Regions from separate parts of the Homo sapiens genome. Here region 1 is linked to region 2. A link is an interaction called in ENCODE POLR2A ChIA-PET data of the cell type or tissue named here. Cell type or tissue: IMR-90. All regions are shown on one strand. Each heading gives the region's core, and the rest is flanking DNA. Links, peaks and the distances in the headings are about the cores only.

Region 1 (10,238 bases), core at 1,209-9,208, 110 kb before region 2:
CCCACCCACCCACACCTTGTCTGTGGCTTTCAGTGTCCTGATTGCCAGGTCAGGCTGCTGACCTTAGACAGGCTTTCCCACTCTCTCCTGCTGCGCCAGCACTTCTCAGCCCCAGCTGGAGAGGTTTTAGAACCATCTTTCCCCTCAGTGTTCTGCCAGCTTGCCCCACGACTGCCTAGTTCCATCTAGCCCCAGCCCATTTTTGTTTTATGCTTGTGGCTATTGGTAGCAAAAAATCAGTGGCTACACTAGCTGGAGACTGTCAAGGCCAGCTCGAGGAACCAAGAGCAGACTGGGATCTGGAGAGTACATGTGAGTGTGTATGTGTGATGTGTGATGTGTGTGTGTGTGTGTGTGTGTATGTGTGAAAGAGAAGTTGGGTGAGAGTGAAGGTGTGCAAGCAAATGTGACTAAAAGTATTATACAATGTGTTAGTAAGAAGTTTGAATGTAGTAATACATAAGGCAGAGGATGAACAGGTGTGAATGATACAGAAGAAGGGACATAAAGAGAAGCCAGTGGGATATGTCATCGAATTAAGTTGAAAAAAGGAGAAAAATGTTTGTAGGAATGTAGTGGGGAAGGAAAAAATAGTATTAAAATATATGGAGTTATATGTGAAAACACGTATGTGTGTGTGTATGTATATATGTGTAAATTTTATAAAATTAAGTCATGAAAAATAGATTGCTTGTTCCGAAGCTTAGTAAGTTAGGGGTCAATTCAGGAAAAATCCGTACTGTTATATATGCAACTCTCCTTTTCTAGGGGATAAATGTAGCCCCAGTTAAACAATCTATATATAGAAAAGACCAGCACCCTTAAGAGAGGAAGGCTTGATTCATGAGTAACGATGGCCAGTGTCCATTCCAGGAAAGCCAGCATCTGCTCTTAACCACAATCCCTTAAGGCTGGATGCCATAGCCATATATGGAGTGCTATAGGGAAAGGAAGGGAGTCTCTTTCTGGAGTCCCCACAGATGCTGTAAGTGGCATCCAGCCTATCTTCAAGTCAGCTCAAATTCAGAGGAAAGGGGTTCTGTTTTGATAGGGACCAACTAGACCCAACAGAAGGAAACAGACACATGAGCACAGGCCAACTTGCTGAAGGAACATTGCTTGGTTTCCTTTTTCTGTAGAAAGGAGCCAGTGTTCTGTGGTGTGCTGCCTTCTGTGTCTCAGAAGGTATGTTGTTTTCTGATCCTAACTCTGTTATCATCCTGTTTGCACTTGGTGACTCACAACAGATGCTCTGGCTTTCCCACAGCTGTGCTCTTATCACTGCAGGGCGAGCAGAGCAGCAGTCACATCTGCGTGGTCCTGACCTTACCCTCCTGGGGCTGCTCCTATGCCAGCCATTCCCAGTTTAGAGGGGCTGTAATAGCGTTTCCATGGTACTGAAGACAATTCACAGGAAAATAGTTTATTTGAATAGCAAATGCTTTGACCAGGTTCTGGACTGTGGAAAGCCCCTAGTACAGTGACAACATTAACCACACAAACAACAAGTATTAGTACTATTACTATTACATTATTATTACTATACAGGGAAATGAACCAACACCACCATGAATCAAACATTTTCCTGGAATTTTAGCATCTGATTTGGAAACATATTTCTTATTAGTTGACAAAAGACAAAAGGAAACTTCAGTAATATCTCTATAGCCTTATAAAAAATGAATGCAGAAATATGTTTGAATGTCCTGCTATCCAATTTTCCTCATGGTATGCAACAACGCCACTGTGGCAAATATTAGAGGAGAGAAAGCAGAAAGTAGCTCCAAGGCAAATTCCAGCCAAGGGCCATTTTATCATATCTTTTTCTCTGTGTCACTTTGGGTTTTGGGAAATCTTTTTTTTTTTTTTTTGATTTTTTTTTTTAATTATACTTTAAGTTTTAGGGTACAAGTTGTATATCCAAAAGAGATTTTGAAGGGTTAACAGTGTCATTGATTAATCACCCTTAATGTTCAGTTGTCTCACAATCCCAAGGCATTATGAAACCTCTTGTAAGTAAATAAATTGTCATTTTATTTTAATGGTTTTGAGACAATTGTAGACTCACAAGCTATTGTAAGAAATAATATAAAGAATTTCCACATTCCCTTTACCTAGTTTGCCCCAACTCGCAAAAGTTCTGTGCAAAACCACAATTAAATATCAACCAGGATATTGGCATTGACACAACCCATTGATCTTATCTAGATATTCAGACTTCCCTAGCTTACCTATACTCATACTCATTTGTATATTTACTCCTATGTAATTCTATCACATGCATAGGTTTGTGTCTCTATCACTTGAGTCAAGATACAGGACAGTTCCTTTACCAGAAGGATCTCTTTTACATTGCTCAAATCAAAAGAACATTTCTCATTGAGTGGTACAAGGGAATACCTGTAATTGAGGAATTAAAAAAGAGTGAGGAAAAAACTCACACCTTGACCTTGTAAATCAGTGATTATTATGCTTAGGTAGAACATTTAATCAAACAGTTCTTTTTCTTCACCTTTAATTCACTTAGCAATCATTTTGGAGGGAGTGTGCTAGACATTAAAAAAAATTATTAACACACATGGTTCTGGCCAGGCATGGTGGTTCATGCATATAATCCAGCACTTTGGGAGGCCAAGGTGGAAAGATCCCTTGAGTCTCAGAATTTGAGACCAGCCTTGGCAACATAGTGAGGCCCCCATCTCTACAGAAAATAAAAAAAAATTAGCTGGGCATGATGACACACACCTGTAGTCCCAGTTACTTGGGAAGCTGAGGTGGGAAGGACTGCTTGAGCACAGGAGTTTGAGGCTGCAGTGAGCCACGATTGCACTACTGCACTTCAGCCTGGGCAACAGAGTGAGACCTTGTCTTAAAAGTAAATAAGTAAAGACACGTGGTCCTTCAAAGAGAGAGGTATAAACAACCAATGGTATTTTGATAAATACTTTAATGGAAGAATGTACAAAGAACCAGGAGAAACAATATTCATTTGACTAACATTTGTAGTCAACTAACACCAGTAGAAACAATAGTCAGTCAACTAACATTTGTAAAAAGTTGGGACAGATTTATCCTAGCACATTGCTTTTCTGGCAGGGACGATGTTCCTTTCGCTCTCTACACAATTCTTATCAAATCTCAATGGAGACCAAACACACACAGAGGAATGTAAAAAGCTGGAAAAAGGTCACGAATATACCCCCAAACCTCTTTGGATTGAAATGATTTTCAAAGGGTGAAGACTATGAAATTGTTCAGCAAGGACCCCACTAATAAGTCTGTCACACTTAGGGAATTTTTGCATTTTTATCTCCAGCACTTTCATAAACCTATCAAATTAGTCAGAACACACATGGTTAGATACCATTGAATTAAAAGAATGAATGCTGCTTTTGCCTTGTCTTGAGGAAGTTTTCAATGTTTACGCTAAAAATTAGTGAAACCCAAATTATCTGGTATATATCTGAAAAATCTGACGTTCATGTTCCAGAGATAACAGTGTTTATGTGTGTTTGTTTCTTCCTTCAAAACTGTACTAATAACATCTATTTGTGGGAGAGGGGGCTTCTTAGCTGTATAGAAGTAACATAAACATGGTGCTGTACAGACTAAGTGGAGAGTTGGGATATTCAAATCAACCAGTTAAACAACAGTAAATGCAGTAAGTCATGAAGAGAGAGAGAAATGTGCATGGCTTATGATATGGGTGAATGAAGGTAGGACTTGAATCCAGCCCAGGTGTTGGATAGTGAGAGAGCAGGGAGGAAGTATGTCCCTTGAGAGATAAATTACATAAGCAGGTTAGAAAATGAGAATTATATTCAAGAACAGTGAGAGTCCAGGTCAGTTGAGAGTGTGGAACTCAAATCAGGAATCATGAGATTGGTGGGCTCTAGGATCTGATGGCTCAGATTCAAAACCCAGATATACCACTTACTGGATGTATAAATTGGGGAATGAATTAACCTCTCTCTGCCTCAATGTTGTCACTTATAAATTGGGGATAATTGTACGTGTCTCATGGGATTATAGTGAGAATTAAAGACGATAACTTGTGAAAACCACTTCTCAGAGTGCCTTACATAGAATTGCTTATTGTATTATGACTACTATTCTATATTAATTATGAAATAATATTTTGTTAAGCCTTAAATGCTATCTTAAAAACAGACAAAAACAACTGAAGATTTTAACTTGTAGGCAATAGTATGATCATTTTTAAATAGAGCAGTATGTAGGGAGATGTAAAAAGGTCTTTCCATAGAGACTGCATTAAAAGAGGGTGAGAATTGAGACAGGGAAAAGCTTTAGGAAGAAGGAAAATCATCACAGCGTGAGAAAAGGGAAAACTGGTTTGGAATAGAAGGGAGAGACCTTAAAGGAAAACTGTGTGGAATTAGGGATTACTGGATACTACAGATGAGAGGAAAGAAACGTCTTTCTTTTTTTTTCAAATTCTGGAAAAGATTGTATCATGAATTATATGAAAAAGGGAGTTGGTTTTGGTATAGAATGAGGAAAAGGATAATGAGTTTATTGTGAGTAGTTGAAAGTGAGAGTAGAATATTCTATATCAGTTGGGGTTCAATCAGAGGCATAGAACTGGTAGGAGCTCTCTCTCTCAATATATCACATCTATATATCTTAACACTTACATATGTATGTATACATATGTATATTTTATATTTTGTTTACATTATATAAACTTACATATGGATTTACTTGTTATGTAAGATTAGCTCACACAATTGTGAGGTCTGGCTAGGTAAGCCTGAATTCCACAGAGCAGGCATCAGGAAGAGATTATCATAAGCAGGCAGGCCCCATGAGCTTCAGCTGATGCTTGAAGTCCACAAAAAGAAGGGAAGGTCCAGGGGAAGGGGGAGCATGCTGGCCTGTTGGTGTGTCTGATTTTCACGGAAGGCCTAGTCCCTCTCTAAATGGCTTCTGCTTAATTAAGTGAGGCACCCAAGGATAATCTCTCTTTTGGTGAACTCAAAATCAACTGATTTGGGGCTTTATTTACATCTCCTCTTACTGGAGAATTCAAACGGTAGTTTGATTGAGTCACTGGTAGAATGTGCATGTCTTCATCACTGCCTCCCTCCTGCACCCTAACTCTCAAAAGAGAATGTTTCTTGTAGCCTAACTCTAACTAGAAACACACTAGAAAGGAAAGTCGGGGAAATGTGGTTCAGCCTAGCCAAGCTGACACATCCCAAAGCCATCACACATTCCAGTGGTGATGACATATATGTTATGAGAAAAATAGACTGAAAATGAGTAAAAGATACACATGGCCGGGCGCAGTGGCTCATGCCTGTAATCTCAGCACTTTGGGAGGCTGAGGTGGGCGGATCACCTGAGGTCGGGAGTGCGAGACCAGCCTGACCAACATGGAGAAACATGGTTTCTACTAAAAATACAAAATTAGCTAGGCGTGGTGGCACGTGCCTGTAATCCCAGCTACTCAAGAGGCTGAGGGAGGAGAATCGCTTGAACCCAGGAGGTGGAGGTAGCAGTGAGCCCAGATGGGCCACTGAACTCCAGCCTGGGCAATAAGAGCGAGACTCCATTTCAAAAAAAAAAAAAAAAAAAAAAAGATGCAGGCAGATGATAAGGATTTGAGTTAATAACAGAGAGCTGACAGGTAGATTAGGAAGCAGGAATTATTCATCAGGAAAAAGAAAGAAGTAAGAGTAAACCTTGTGCAGTACCCACAGTGAGGCTACATCAGGAGGAACATGAGCAGTAAAGGAGCAGTGAAGCCAGCATGGTAGGAGAGAGCCACTAAAGGTTAGGAATGCAGAAGGCAAGAGCGCGTATACTGTCAGTTACTCTCCTGCTTAGAACACCTAATGAATCCATGTCGCCCGTCAAATATCAACAGTATACACTGAAACTGGTATTCGAGGCCCCTCATGCAGTGACCCCACCTAGTTTTCTATCTTCGCCCTCAGCCACTCTTCCATACTCATGACCCCTCTGCTCTAACCTTACTGGACTTCTATCTACTTTCCAGCCACAACTTTGATGCTTGACATCTTCTCTTGGAAAGCCCTTCCTCCTTACCTAGCAATCACCTATTTATTATATGTTGTCTAGTTCAAATACTGCCTTCTGTCTTTTGCCTTCTCCAATCCTCATCCTCCATACTGTTCAGAAATTAGAATTTCGTGTCTTCTTCTGCTAAACTACTTAAGCTATAAACATTAAATTACCTGACTCCTTCACTCAGTTTTAAATTTCTGAAGGATACAACTATATGATATTTGCATTTGATCCCTAGCCTGTAGCATGATGCCTGGAAAATAGTAGTTTTTTTTCAAATGAATGAAATAAAATAATGATTGAATGAGTAAATCCATTAAATATTGAATAGAGGCCCTTTGGAAACTATGTTCTCCCCTCCCCCTTGTTATATAACTCAGAGACTTGAGGAATTGTATTCTTGGCTGCCTATGAGAAAGCAAGTCATCATTTATTCATTCGCCATTGATTCATTTTTTTTAAATGTAAGCTTATCTTTTTGAGAAACATATAGGAAAGGTATTTGAGGGAAGGTTTGACTTCACATTGTCCCTCAGTTAACCTTAACAGTCACCTTAACCATCAAGAAAGACTACTTGTTAGATGTAAACAAAACCCTAAGCTGCTTTTCAAGTTCCCATAGTAGGTGGCTGAATCTAAATGTGAGGAAGGTGTGGACCATATTCAGGTAGGGGAGTTCAGGTGATCTGAAAGCACAGGCCACAGAACTACTCATGAGGTCTTGATGCCTCTAGTTTTTGAAGCAGATCAAAAGGACATGTATAGCAAGCTCCGGAAATGTCCAGAAACAATTCTGATTTTATAACCTCCTTTCATCTTTATGACTAAAATTAGCAAGTAGGACCAAGGTTTATGCTGATGACCTCAGCATAAATCCTCAAAGTTTGCCACAATCAGAAGAAAACATTTCTAGGTTGACAATTGTCCTGTGTTCCTTGTCCCTTCCTGTGGCACTTTCTTGTGCCCAGTCATAGTTTGTTCTAACTGCTGCTAATTCCTCATAATTCTATAAAGTTTTCTTCAGCAGTAGATTGTTAGACCCTGGTCATCATGCCCCTATGCTGTCATTGTCCAAATACTGTCAAAATTGCAAAGGAGAGACAAGAGATGCCCTGTGGATCATCCAAGTGCCAAATATATCTCCCCTGACTCCACTGTGATAGAGCATCACCATCTCCTCCTTGTGATCAAGTTCATTTACCCTACTAGGGTGGTGATTCCTTTTTTGCCTGCTGGTCCCTTGGCCAAGGAACCTGAGTGACTGGGTGAGAACCATACCTTAAGGTTTCACAAAACTCTTGCTGTGTCTGTCCCCTGGTAGAAATGTTCCTCCTCTGGGAAACAAGATCCCCAACATTGATCCAGCTTCACAGGTGATACTGAACTTTATTCTTAGCAAGGTTCACACAAATATATAACAATAATTAGGTCAGGCTATTTTTAAATTGAAAGTATAATGAAACCAGAAATGACAATCTCAACAAAGAAAATTCTAGAATCTAGGTAGTGGGGCATAGGTGATTTGAGAAGAAGAACCCAGAGATGTGGGTTCAAATCCTAGCCCTGTGGCCTGCTATCAGTGTGAGGGTGGACAAGTTACTAAACCTTAGCTTAGTCTACTCATCATTCAGAGTCAGTACTTTCTACTTGACGAGATTTTTGTGAGAACTAAATTAGAGGGTTGCACGGAAGAACCTATACTAAGTAGACTTCAATTCAACAATGCCAGGCCCTTCCACTTTGCTTTCTAAGATTATGCAGGGGGTTCTCAGCAGGAAGATGATGTGCTTGCCATTCTACTTCATCTATGCTTCCCAACCCCCTCTTGCTTCTCACTTAATCACAATCCAGAATGACCTCTGGAAAAGATAACCTAGGAAACCACAAAACAAATATAGAAGTGTTTAAATTTTCTCAGCAACAAAAATAGCCGGGGTGACTGGTCTTTCTCAAGACTCCTTGATGCATGACTAAGAGAATTTTGAAATGTCTTTTAAGTTTTCCTACTAGGGATACTGGTATTTCCCCACCATCCCATTTCTGTTATCCAAAGAGTTGTGCCATTTCTCAGAGAAGTTTTCAAACCTTCTTTATGCAGCTATGTTTGGAAATGAACTAATCTTTTTAGAGTGCTGAAACATGATATGTATGAGTTTTAGAGTCCCTTGATGACAGTGAATATGTAAATGTATGGATACATGCATCATATAAGGGATTATATACTGGAAGCAAGAATGAAGGTGAGAGTGAGAAAGCGAGAGAGCAAGAGAGCTAGAGAGAGAGAGAGAGGTGGTGAAGAGTTTTCTATGATGATACATGGTTTAAGCTGGAGGTGGGGGTGAAGTTGCCTAGTGGTTAAAGCTTTGGCCTTGAGTTTATATCCCAGCTCTGCTCCTCACTCTCTGTATGTCCTTGGCACACCTCTGAAACTTTCTAGGCCTTGTCTCATCTGTAAAATGGAAATAATATTACTAACTACTGGCTTCATAGAGTCATGGAGATGTGGTAGATGCGATTATGAATATTAAATGCTTTGTATTGCGCCAAGTATAAAGTAAGCACTCATTATAGAATTTATTGTTATCTGTTCATGGGACTTTCTTTTGTCTTCCAAAAAAGCCATCCCAATACTAAACTTAATTCTTGCAAAGGAAAGGACCGCCCCATTTGAAGTTTCTCACTGTTGGCACATTTGCTGGATAAAGCTTATTTCACTCAACATCCATTTCTACCATTTATTTTACCTATTTGTATCTGGAAGACTAAAAATGACATTTCACAGACTAATGTGCAACGAGGTTCTGGATGTGATATAGTTTTACCAATGAAATGGGCATTCTACCAATGTAGGGACCGCCTAAGGGAGCTGGGTCTCCTGCTGCTATAGGGGCTAGTGGGCAAGGTCAGGAGAGGGAGAACATTTTTGGAGGTGGAAATCCACATTCCAGAGCCAGGTGGCCAACCCGTGGGTGTCACACAGTTGGGGCAGTGGCCAGAGTGGAAGCAGCATAGCAGCTCTTTCCAGTCTCAGCCCTGTAACTATGGTGATGCTACCTTGAAGAAAGTGACTTCTCCTCCTCCAGCCCTTCCAAAGATTGTGCAAGCACCATTGTGTGAAATCTCTCTTCTTACATATCTGGAGCTATTTCCAGTTATGTTACCTGAACTCTGAGTGACGTAGCACCTATCTGAGCTCTTTCTGTGCCCTTTACCTTGTTGCTGTGGTAGCTGATGAGACTTTGGATAAAATGGCCCGTGTCCTATCTATTGACTGCTAGGTGTAGGCATATGATGGGCATTGTCATAAAAAACAAAAAAGAAAAGAAAAGAAACAAGTAAAAACAAAACCCCAAGCACCCAAATCCAATCCTTTCCTTCACAACACTTTGCAGAAATAAGGCGTCAGACTTATTAAAGACTTTTGTGCTTTTACTGAACCACTTGAATTCTTCATTAGCCTGTGGGGACCGTTAAAAAATTTGAGTCAGCAATAGGCCACTCCTAATGAATGTGATTCATCCAAGTTTGGAGTGAGAGTGCGTACTACTAGTGACAGGGTCATTGTCAGCATGTTTTAGATTGTCCTACTCTTTTGTTTGGGAAAACCTGTATACTTGGATATGTGGACTCACCACATACTGTTTACTCATCTGCTATTTTATACATTTATTCAGTAATTCAGTAGCTATTTGCTGAATGCCTGCTAATACAAATAGTTCTGTCTAGGTACGAGGGACACAGCAGTGGACAGAACAGGAAAAATGGAAAAATCCTTGTTTACATGGATGTTACTTTATAATGGGGGAAGAAAGACAAAAGACTCTTTAATCAAGCAATTAATAAGAGAATGTGAGGTAGTGGTAAAGGCTATGCAGAAAAACAAAATAGGTAGGCACAGAGTATACTTTTGTTAGAATAAACAAAGGAGACCCCTCCGATAAAGGTGGAAGCTAGCCAAAGACCTGAATAAAGAGAGGTGGCAAACCATTTGTGTATTGGAGGAAGCACACTCCAGGCAGAGAGAATGGCAGCACCCATGCCCTGAGCTGGGAGACTGCTTGACAAGGGTGGGTCAGCCAGAAGGCCAGAGAGTGGAGTGAGGAAGGAGAAGAGCAGCTGGAGAGGAGGCGGGTGCTTGTGAGTCCTGGGAGGGACCTTTGATTTTAAGAGTGATGGGAAACCATGAT
Region 2 (10,238 bases), core at 823-8,822:
ATAAAGACAAAGGCCTCGATGATGGGGAAGGAGAGTCTTGAGAGGCCACAGAGGAGAGCAGTTCTAAGAGGCCTCTACCTACCATTAATCATGTCTTTTAATGGCGGGCACTGGGAGCTATGGCCTGGCATGTGCAGTTAATGAATCCAGAGGTTCCAGCCCACAAGATTTCTGCCATTGCTTAATCTTGTGTTTCCTGGGCCCTAGATCTGAAACCATAAAATGTGCAGTATTTATTTAGCATTAGACCAGGTTCTGAGGATGCTTTTTCTGGAACTGTTTTGTGACCACAGAATTGAAAAAGGTTTTGAGATGAAATGCTAGCCCTGTACCCACGTTGGCCTGTCATTCTTTCCATTTAAAGCCACTGGTAATATGGCTGCAAGATGTATTTTGCCCATTTTTTAAAAGCCATTTTCTACTTTCTGCTTTCCAACCACCAAAGTATTTGGGAGTGTCATAATTGTTTTTCTCTTTGGAACTTCAGAAAAGATTGTTTTTTATGATAGAAATAGCATTTCTTTAATTTTTTTCTTTGTTTAATCGCCAGTGACTGCCATACCAAACCACGGACTTGGCTCATTATATTTCCAATTCTAGCTTTTGCTCTCTGGCAAATGAGTGTCACAGGACTGCCCAAAATATTTCTGAGGAGGTTTATCTCAGAGGATAGTCAGATGAAAGACTAAGAAAATGAAAATGGACTTAAATGCATTGATTCAAGTAAAGCATTTAGAATAGGCTCTGGCACATAGCAAGCATATATAAGTACTGGTTATTATCACTGTGGCATTCTAAGATAATGTAGCATAAGAGACTGGAGTAGAACAAGACCATTGTCCTTATGAAGAATAAGTGTTCCATAAGAATTCAAAACAAATGATCAGAATTTAGAAGACTTCCATGAAGCTGTTAAAAAGTGACCATGGGTGATAGGCTAAGCATGTAAAGAGATCAACCAGTTGGCAGTTGGATAAGTTACCTACAAAATGTATTATGGAATGGGAGGTGGAGGAATATAAAGTTATTAAAACCTGGCTGTAGAATCCACGTACTTTGGACATGGTTTAACAGTAACTGAAATATAGAGGTGACTGGAATTAGCACAGAAAGTAAGTATTGAGATCCTGAAAAAGGCATGGTGTTCAGGCATTTGGAAGTTGTCAACAATGTGGAAAGAGATAAATGAGTTTCTAAGCAGGTTTCTATATCTTTCCTTTTACTTAATTACTTCCAAGTTGTCCAAGTTCTCTTGCATTAGGGCAGTGTGATCAGAGCACTTATGAATAAACAATCTCATTTCTGCAGATCAGTTAGTAAATATTTAAACACCTATTTGTGTAAACATTTGCTCTGAGACATGTGAAAATCACTACAATAGATGATTTGGGTAACAAACATAAACTTCTATATTATTCAGATTATTGCCAAAGATATAAGGAATGCATTGTAGGATATTAAAGGAGGGAGAGGGGATCCTCCCCACAAATTTACATGCTAACAATGTGCAATCTAACCAGTGACATCATATGTCTAAGACTCTTTGAAGAGAATTGGGAGAACCAGACAAATGTTTAGTAAAGATTAAGGGAATAGGGGAAGAATATATGAGATGTTTTCGAGTTAGTGAAATTTCCTGAAGGCTCACTGTAGAATAGGGCATTACTGTAGAATAGGGCATTACTAAGACACACATGTGCATGCACACACACACACACAGACACACACACATTAGTGATGAGAAAATATATACAGCCACCGGCCAATCTAGCCCACTTCCTACCAGGGACTCCAGAAGCCTCAAGAACCCATTCCCAGGCTGAAATTCCGCAAAAGAAACAGCCAGTTCTGGTGGAGGAATGATCATAGCCCAACTCTTTGAAACAACCCATACCCCATCATTCCTACCAGCCATCAGAAAGGATAGTGATGATTTTATTTTAAAGGAGGGTTACAGACATATTTTCAGACCAGCTAACTTAGAGGTGAGAATACCCAAATGACCTTTGGGACAGGACAAAGAAAGAACTGTTTAATGAAGAAGAATATTCGTGTCAGGAATTTGGAAGATGAGGTTGCAAAAATAGGTCAGAACCTAATAATAGAGAACCTTTAAAGCTTAGAAAGGAAAGCTCAAAGTTTCTCTTGTTGGCATGGGAAGGGAGTAAAAGATTTATGAGCTAGAGAAGGGATCAAACATTAAAAGGTATATGTTTTATATATACTTTTCAAGGAGAAAGGTACTACTTTTCTGGTTGGTAATGATGGGATAGACTGCAGTGGAAGGAAGACTTAAGACAAGAAGCAGAGAAAACAGGTTGTTGTGACTGCCATGAATCATGCACAAGGGCTGGTTATACCATAAGGCTAGAAATAAGAGATCTTCTTAAACTAAAATTGCATGAGTGTTTTAAAAAATTACTTTTACTTTTCATTAGGAACAAGACTCAATCATACATAATAGTAGAGAATATAATAGAATAACCTCCCAAATACCTAATACCCTAATTATCAATATTTTGTCCATCTTGTTTCATTTATCTCCCTCCCCCACCACTGTTTTTACATATGTTTAATTTTTTATTTTGAAATAATTTCATGCTGAAAAGAGTTGCAAAACTAATGCCAAAAATGTCCAGACACCCTTCAACCAGATTCCTCACGTTAACATTTTGCCACACTTGTTTTGTTCTTCAGATTATTTCTCTGTGTGTCTCTCATTTTATTGCTCAAATTGTCCCAGATTTGGCCAGTGAGAGCCCCTGCAAATTGGCTCCTATATTCTTCTGACATTTCCCTGTCATCCTTTCAGTTCTTCCTGATTTCTGACACAATACATTTTTCCAGGCTCATGTTATACCTTCCATGCCACAACCCTGGAATCAAACATTTCTCCAAGGACCTCTGGTTCTTTTTGAGGAATTATGTATAGAAACAAAAATATGGGCATTAAGTATACTGATTTTTGCTGCTAGGCTATCTTAATAAACATATCTAGAAAAAAATATAGATACCATGTAGTTGTATCAATAACTATATGTATATCTATTTCTGTATATAAAATCAAGAGTTCATACTGAGACCTTCAAGTCCAATCCAATACCATAGGATTTATTCTAGCCTTACTCCTTTCCTAATTTTAATCTCCTTTTCTAACAGTGAAAAAGCTGACTGTTATTATCCACAATATAGCTAAAATCACACTTTTAATGAATTATCTATAGTATTCACTGGTAACTTTCTCTCTTTGACCTGGCTACACTTGCTTTCAGTAGAGAAGAGGAAGAAAAATGCCCACAGTGAACAACAGTTGACATATATATTCCCCACATTTTCCAATACAAAGGCAAACATAGAGTGAAATGTTTCCAGGGCAGTTAAGGACTAGTAACCTCACATGTGTCCTTAGATGGGAGTTTATTTTCTCAGACTAAGTCTGGGCTTGACATTCCAGCTGCTTGCCCTTCCACTGCAGAGGGATATGAAGAAGTCTGCACCAGCCGCTAATGGAGAAAGCAGCTGCCTCCGGAGAGAGGATGAGCCACCCTTTCCAGTCCCCCGCCTCCCCAAACTTCTCCCCATCACTGCAAACACAGCGTGCACAACCACACACAAATGAAGGGAAAAGGACCCCTGTTTGTTGCTAGGAAATCCTATTGGAAGTGAGAAAAGTCTCCCTGTAAGCAAATTCTTTTTTAGCCATTTTTTCTTTTAAATGGCGATTTGCATGAACAATAATTCGAGCCTGATGATTTTATTTGTGAGTGGTTGCCCACGTGGATTTGTGCAGTTTCCTGAGAAGGTGGGTGAGTGATCACATTATTTTAGGAAGTTTGTTTGCAGAGTCTTAATTCATTGGTTAAACACATGGTTACTGAGAACACTTTGTGTGTCAGCTACTGTGTTGACACATGAAATATAGATATGGAACAGAGCCTCAAGAGCACATGGTATAGTCACCAGGAACAGAAGTAGGACCTCTTTTCCCTAGGGGATAGACCATTTCTGATGGCTTTAAAGCAACCACCTGATATGGTATGATGTAGGTAATGCTTAGCAGCTTTCTCTAATTCTTAAGTATCTCCCTGGCACTTCTCATGATGTCTCAAGTTAGTACTTTTTGTGATTCCTTCCTAAAAGCTTTGTGAATTTCTTATAGCATTTCGTATTAGTATAAACACTTTGGCAGGATATTTGTCTTAAATCATGATGACAGATGACATATTATTGATATTATTTAGCAGTAAACTTAGGGCAAGGTCTTATGAGTAGAAACTCATAAGAAGGAAGGCAAGTCAATTGGAAGTTGAGGGCAGGGGATCCTAGCTAACACCATCAGCAATTTCTTAATCTTCTGTCTATAAAAACTGGTCAGCTGAGAACAACAGCTGATACCTCTTACAATATATAACCCAAAATATGTGTTTTGTCATTCCATCCAAAAAGGAATATAAGGAATGTCATCAGCTGCTGTGAAGCAAGAACAGATCCGAAACTTAGATGCAGGTCCTCTCCCCCACATAATTTAAAAGTGATTGCTTTTCATATATTTTTCCCCAAAAAGTGTACAATGAACCTATATCACCCTGCTTTCATAATAAGGTTAGGAGGGAGCACTCCAAAGGGAAGACCTAATACCACAGCATGTGTTGGTTAGGATTCTTGATGGCGGTGACATAAACACAGCTCAGCCAGCTTAAGGAAGATCAACTGAAAAGAAATATAGCCACAGCTCTGATGGGAGATAATGCTTCGTGGTTCTCTCAGGTTTCTGAATTTTTTGTGAGTAGAGGCAATGACTAACTTTTTAAAAGGATGTTTGTATAGTGAACAGTCACTCGAACAGAGAAAGGCTTATAACGGACAGGGTTACTGCCCATTATAAAAATCTGGATTTCCTAAAATCAGGATTCCTCCTCAGTAATGCAACTCACTGTGAGTACAAGTGTCTCTCGGTCCTCTATACATCACCATGTGGGAAATGGGACTGGAGGCACTGGCACCCTGGCTACTGCTATTGTTGTGAGTAATAACATCCTTTGTCTCTGAACCAAGTTTCATGTCTTCAACTAGTATCCATGAAACTGTGGCAAGTTCACTTGTTAGTTTGCAAGCAAAGTAAAATCTCAGACCCTTCCCAGAACTTGTCAACTCAAAGGATCAAAGTAGATACTAACTACCAGAACCAGGGTCTCAAATTCATTTCCTTAAGGACTCTCTCTCACCATCCCTTATCCATTTCTGTCTATTCCTGTTTGGCTTTAGTCTGTAGACGGAAAAGAGAAATGGCTTTTGTCAGTCCCAGATTTATAGTCTCTCAGCTCAGCAGCTGTCTGTGTATTGTTCCCAGAGAAGAACTCTGATTGACTTAATTTGGAGCATGGCCCCCAGGATCTATCTTTATTTGACAGGTATACCCATGACATATTCACTAAGAGTATATTTTTGGAACATGCTCTTGAACATAAAAATTCTTGGGAATATAGCTTCTAAAAATATGAACAACTTAATGAAGAAGATATTAATGTCAATTACTTATATTCAAAACTTTACACTCATATGCCCTTCAATTTTACCTCTCTCTCTCCCCCTCATTATTCAGCTACAGCAGAGAGTTGGGAAAGAGAAATAAAGCATTCCTAAAATGGCAGTGAAGAAGGTAAAATAAAACTAACTATAAAAGTTAGAAGAAAAGTAAATTCTGTTTACTTTTGAAATGGTCATTTGGAAAGTGGATCATTCTGCAAGTTGGTTCCGGACAAACTCATATAGAACCCTCCTTTCCACTCCTGCTCTGACCCCTGCTAATATTAACTCCTCTTCCTTCACTCCCTTATTACTACACGTGTCTATTTCCCCAATAAGCTCTTGAGAGAACAGAGATTTCTCCTTATGTTTCACACAAAGTATTTTCTACAAATAAAACTTTTTTAATGTCCACAAAAAAGACTCTTACCAGGCTCTTCTTGTAAGTAAAAGGTCTTATAAAGCAGTGGTCCCAAAACTTTTTGGCACCAGAGACCAGTTTTGCAGAAGACAATTTTTCCACACACCAGGGCAGCCAGGGATGGTTTCAGGATGATTCAAGCACATTAATTGTACACTTTATTTCTATTATTATTACATTGTAATATATAATGATGAAATAATTATACAACTCACCATAATGTAGGATCAGTGGGAGCCCTGAGCTTGGTTTCCTGCAACTAGATGGTCCCATCTAGGGGTGATGATCGTGACAGATCCCTCGCACGCACAGTTCACAACAGGGTTTATGCTCCTATAAGACTCTAATGCTACCACTGACCTGACAAGAGGCAGAGCTCAGGCAGTAAGGTGAGTGATGTGGGGTGGCTGTAAATACAGATGAAGGTTCGCTGACATGCCTGCCCTGTTGCTCCCTGCTGCTGTGCAGCCCGGTTCCTAACAGGCCACAGACCGGTAGGGCCTGGGGGTTAGAGACATCCATCATAAAGGAACACAGGAAGACGAAAGATCCCCCAAATGCTGATTTATATTGTTCTCAACAATTCTTTCCCTCTAGTTTGAAAGAAAGAATTGCCTAAGTTCCAAAGACTTGAGCAGACTTTATTTTCTTGCTCATTAATTCTCAGTTTTAAGAAACTGTTAAAAAATAGAGCTCAATCAAACTAATTAGAATAAAATTTCCTGTTAAATTATGTGAAGATCATTGAGGTCATATTAAAATAAGCTCTGTAACTTCTATTTGAAAACACCTTTCTTTGCTCATGTACCTTCTTCTGCCAATTTTTCCCCAAATTGCTTAAATACTGAAATTTTTAATGAGTCTTTGTTTAATTTTGATATTAAATGGATGGTTATAGCTTGGTGTTTTTTTTTTTGTCTGACTCTTCATACTTATTGCTGCCTTTTACCTTGGTAAAGAGGCAAGAGAGGCCAAGGCCTTGAAATGAGGACTCTGGACAAAGACAACGGAGCCAGTTTGGCTTTTGCAGGGTCAGTGAGTCATGGTACAGTCACAGATCCCCACGGGCTCAAGCCCATTGGCAGGCCAGCTGAGCCTCAGCTTCTGTAGCAGGTAGGCCAGCCAACTGGATGACAGTGGATTAATATTACTAGTCTTGGTCTGTTTTCCTTTAGTGCAGTGCTTTGAGTATATATATATTTCTTAAATCTGTTTTCAAATGACGATGTAGCTGATGGTGATTTTACAAACCGTTATCATACTTACTAGAACGGCCTTAGGCAACGTCTTTCACTTAAAGCATCTCCTGACTACTTTGAACCCCCGAATTTCCCTGTAAATTAAATACTGAAATAATTCTAATTATGTGACCTTTTTCTAGGAGATCTATATCAGCCACATTTTAAAAAATAACATGGGACAATTATGGATTACATTAGGTCAGACCTATAACATGGGACAATTATGAATTACATTAAGTCAGACCTATAGATGTAAGTTTCTGGAGCGCTTGGAATTGATTCCAAGGACAACTCCTATAATCGACCCAACCATCTTTTCCTACAATGGATAGTCTAGTATGTGATGTGGTGCAGGGAAATCCCAAGAGATAACTTCTGCATCTGCAACACAGACATCTGAAATGCTTCCATAGATGACATACTTATCCATGGAAGTATATTGTTCTTATTGACAGAGAAAATAAAATTCTGTTTGGGCTGCAAGGCTTTTTTTAATCACCTCAGTAAACAATAGCCAAGAAATCAGTGTGTCTCATCTTCATAGATTTACATTTAAGAGCTTTATTGATTTTGTATGATGTTAAAATTCTGAAGGCCTGAACAAAAGAGATATCTTATTTTTTTTACCAGTGTAACTAGCCACTTAGAATATTTTGATGGTAGTACAAACCAAATGCTTTGTTCTGGAATAAATAAATAGCTTTCTGAGAGTTCCAAATTTTGGCTAATTCTTGATCAAAGCAAGCACAGTCTTTTCATTGACAGTGGAATAGACATGTGTTAGCAAATATTAAGTACATCAATTATCATAGTTTGCCATTCTTAGACATAGCCAGATTTATAAAATATTCTAAAAATAAGCCTCACAGAATTTTTAAGAAGCAAATAACAACAACAAAAATAACTGGTTGGGGAAAAATATGTAGTAAAGAGAAGAAACTTAAAGAAAAAGAGGAGGAACAATTCAGTACTCATGATGAACTATGAGAGACAGTTTTCAAATGCTCATTCAGTTAAGTCAATATAAATTCAATAATTTTTGCAAACTAAGAAATCTTAACTAAAGGTAATTAGTAAAGGATGAGCCTAACCTAATAATAATCAAGTTTTGAGGAATGGACACGAAAGAGAAAACTAGCATATTATATTACTCCTTTTTAAGATTGCATATAGAGTTCATGTATTCTTCACCGTCAAGATTAATCTGGACATCTGATGAATAGTCTCAGTAAGTGTTGTTTAATAATACAGAGGCAAGAAAAATATCTTTTGGCCAGATAATATGAGACTCAATTTTCTTAAATACTACTTAATAAACCATCAGAAGAAGCTAGGTGGGTTGGAATGAACCTTTGTTTTCCTGTATAAATTTGAGCTAAACTTTGATAAGATATTGATATTTTTATAGGCTTAATATTTGTGACTTTTAAAAAGTAGAGGTTGTTTCTTCCCTAGTGTGGATTATGACATAGACAAATAAAGAGGAAATTAGTGAAGAATTCTTATCTGATTGTGTAGACTTGTTCCATGTAATGCATAATTACAGTTCATCACAATTGATATACATAAGTCAAATTTTATTTTTGCTCTTTCTTAAACTTGTTTTCATTATACTGTCTTTTCTTCTTCTAAAATCCACTTTTCTAGATGTGTGTCCTCATTCCTATACCCCCAAAGCATTTAGTTAGCCAGTCATTATACCTTTACATTGGGAGCACTCATTAAGGGAGGAGGTGAGGCCTCTGAATGACTGAAGAATCCATAGTATTTCCTTCCAAAGTAAAATCTCTTTGCTCCTTTATTGGACTTAAGATTCTGTTGCCAATAAGCATCTGTAATAGGGAATTGCTGAAGCTCAATGGGTAGAATGACCCATGCGTGTCAAAGCAAAAATGCTGAGCTCAGATGTGGCAGGCAGATAGTGTCAAATCCAGCAGGCCACTGGATAACCCTTTCCTTAGTGGCCTATGAAGGGAAGCCAATTTCCCTTCTGCTTTCTGCCCACAGACATGCCATTCTGTCATCTTCCCTCATCTACTTTATAGAATACAGCTGCCCATCAGATAGCACTGCCCTGCTAAGCCAACCCAGTCTTCCCCAGTGGAAATTTTAGAGCTAGTGATCTTATTTTCTAATGAAAAGTAAGACCTTAAACTCTGAGTCAAATACAGGCCCTGGGTATGTTTTTCTGGGGCAGCATCTTCTGGGCGCATGTGTATGTACCTCTCACACCTGCACAGCGTTGCCTTTCCCAGTTCTAAGAAGAGGAAGCCAAACTCCACATGAACACTGGGCTGAGAAACAAGGCAGGGAGAACAGACAAGCCCTGGTGAGGTGTCTGTAACGCCAGGGCACACATGGTACCCTGGGCTGTCCAAGGGAGGTGTGACACTGTTTACCAGGGAGAGTGGCTGTGCAGCCTGGCTCCCTACGCCCTGTCTGGCCTATGAAATTTGATCGAAATCACAGAAGGCAAAAACATATTACTTTGACCACAATTCACATTCCGTAGGAGGAGACAGGATTAGAACATTTCTATTCTTGCCCAATGCTGCTAAATTTAAAGTCAATTTAACTGTTCACTGCAGTCTTCCTTCAAAAGACCAAAAGCAAGCCTCATTTTCTGGTGGCAAAATGCTCTGGAACATCATCATGAGCTGTGTTGTTGCGCAAAGGAAGATGGCAGGTCACAAAAAACAGTCTTAAGCTCACAGCCAAGGCTGCTGCTAAATACCACCACTTATGCCTTTATTCTTACTCTCATCCATTTATGTCTGAGTGTATGTATTTAGACAATAATTTCCTAAGCTTGCATTATACTAGAATATGAAGGTGAATGAGGCACAGTCCCAGCCCTTGAAAGGCAAACAGACAGTCTAATAAAGACGGGCACACACATAAACAAATAGAGAAAATTCTCCATCAAATTAAATCTGGGGTGCTGATGGCTCCCCTCTCCTTTTCACTTCTGCATCCTTCCTCAGCTACTCTCTCGAGTCTTTCATTTCCTGTTTACTCAAGGACCCTGCTTATCATTTGAAAGGCAACTC

Evidence for each region. Peaks named below come from ENCODE experiments on the same cell type or tissue, not always from the same donor. Only the 100,000 strongest peaks of a DNase experiment are listed, where the experiment ranks them.
Region 1: POLR2A ChIA-PET joins it to region 2 with 10 read pairs; 2 of 35 experiments call an interaction of 5 or more read pairs at or near these places.

The regions. Positions count from the first base shown.
Region 1 is chr15:39,131,160-39,141,397 of GRCh38, reverse strand. All of the region lies in intron 1 of LOC105370777 (a long non-coding RNA gene), which reads left to right. Among named protein-coding and RNA genes, the nearest start is that of LINC02915, 110 kb to the left of the region's middle. In IMR-90, for the core only: no CTCF peak of the experiment used is centred there; DNase peaks (open chromatin) are centred at 1,247, 5,177 and 7,997; H3K27ac peaks cover 3,527 bases.
Region 2 is chr15:39,025,028-39,035,265 of GRCh38, reverse strand. The region is part of intron 2 of LOC105370777 (a long non-coding RNA gene); the gene reads left to right. LOC105370781 (a long non-coding RNA gene) reads right to left here. Exons shown (of 3, transcript NR_188221.1): 3 at 8,745-10,238. Among named protein-coding and RNA genes, the nearest start is that of LINC02915, 220 kb to the left of the region's middle. In IMR-90, for the core only: no CTCF peak of the experiment used is centred there; a DNase peak (open chromatin) is centred at 7,005.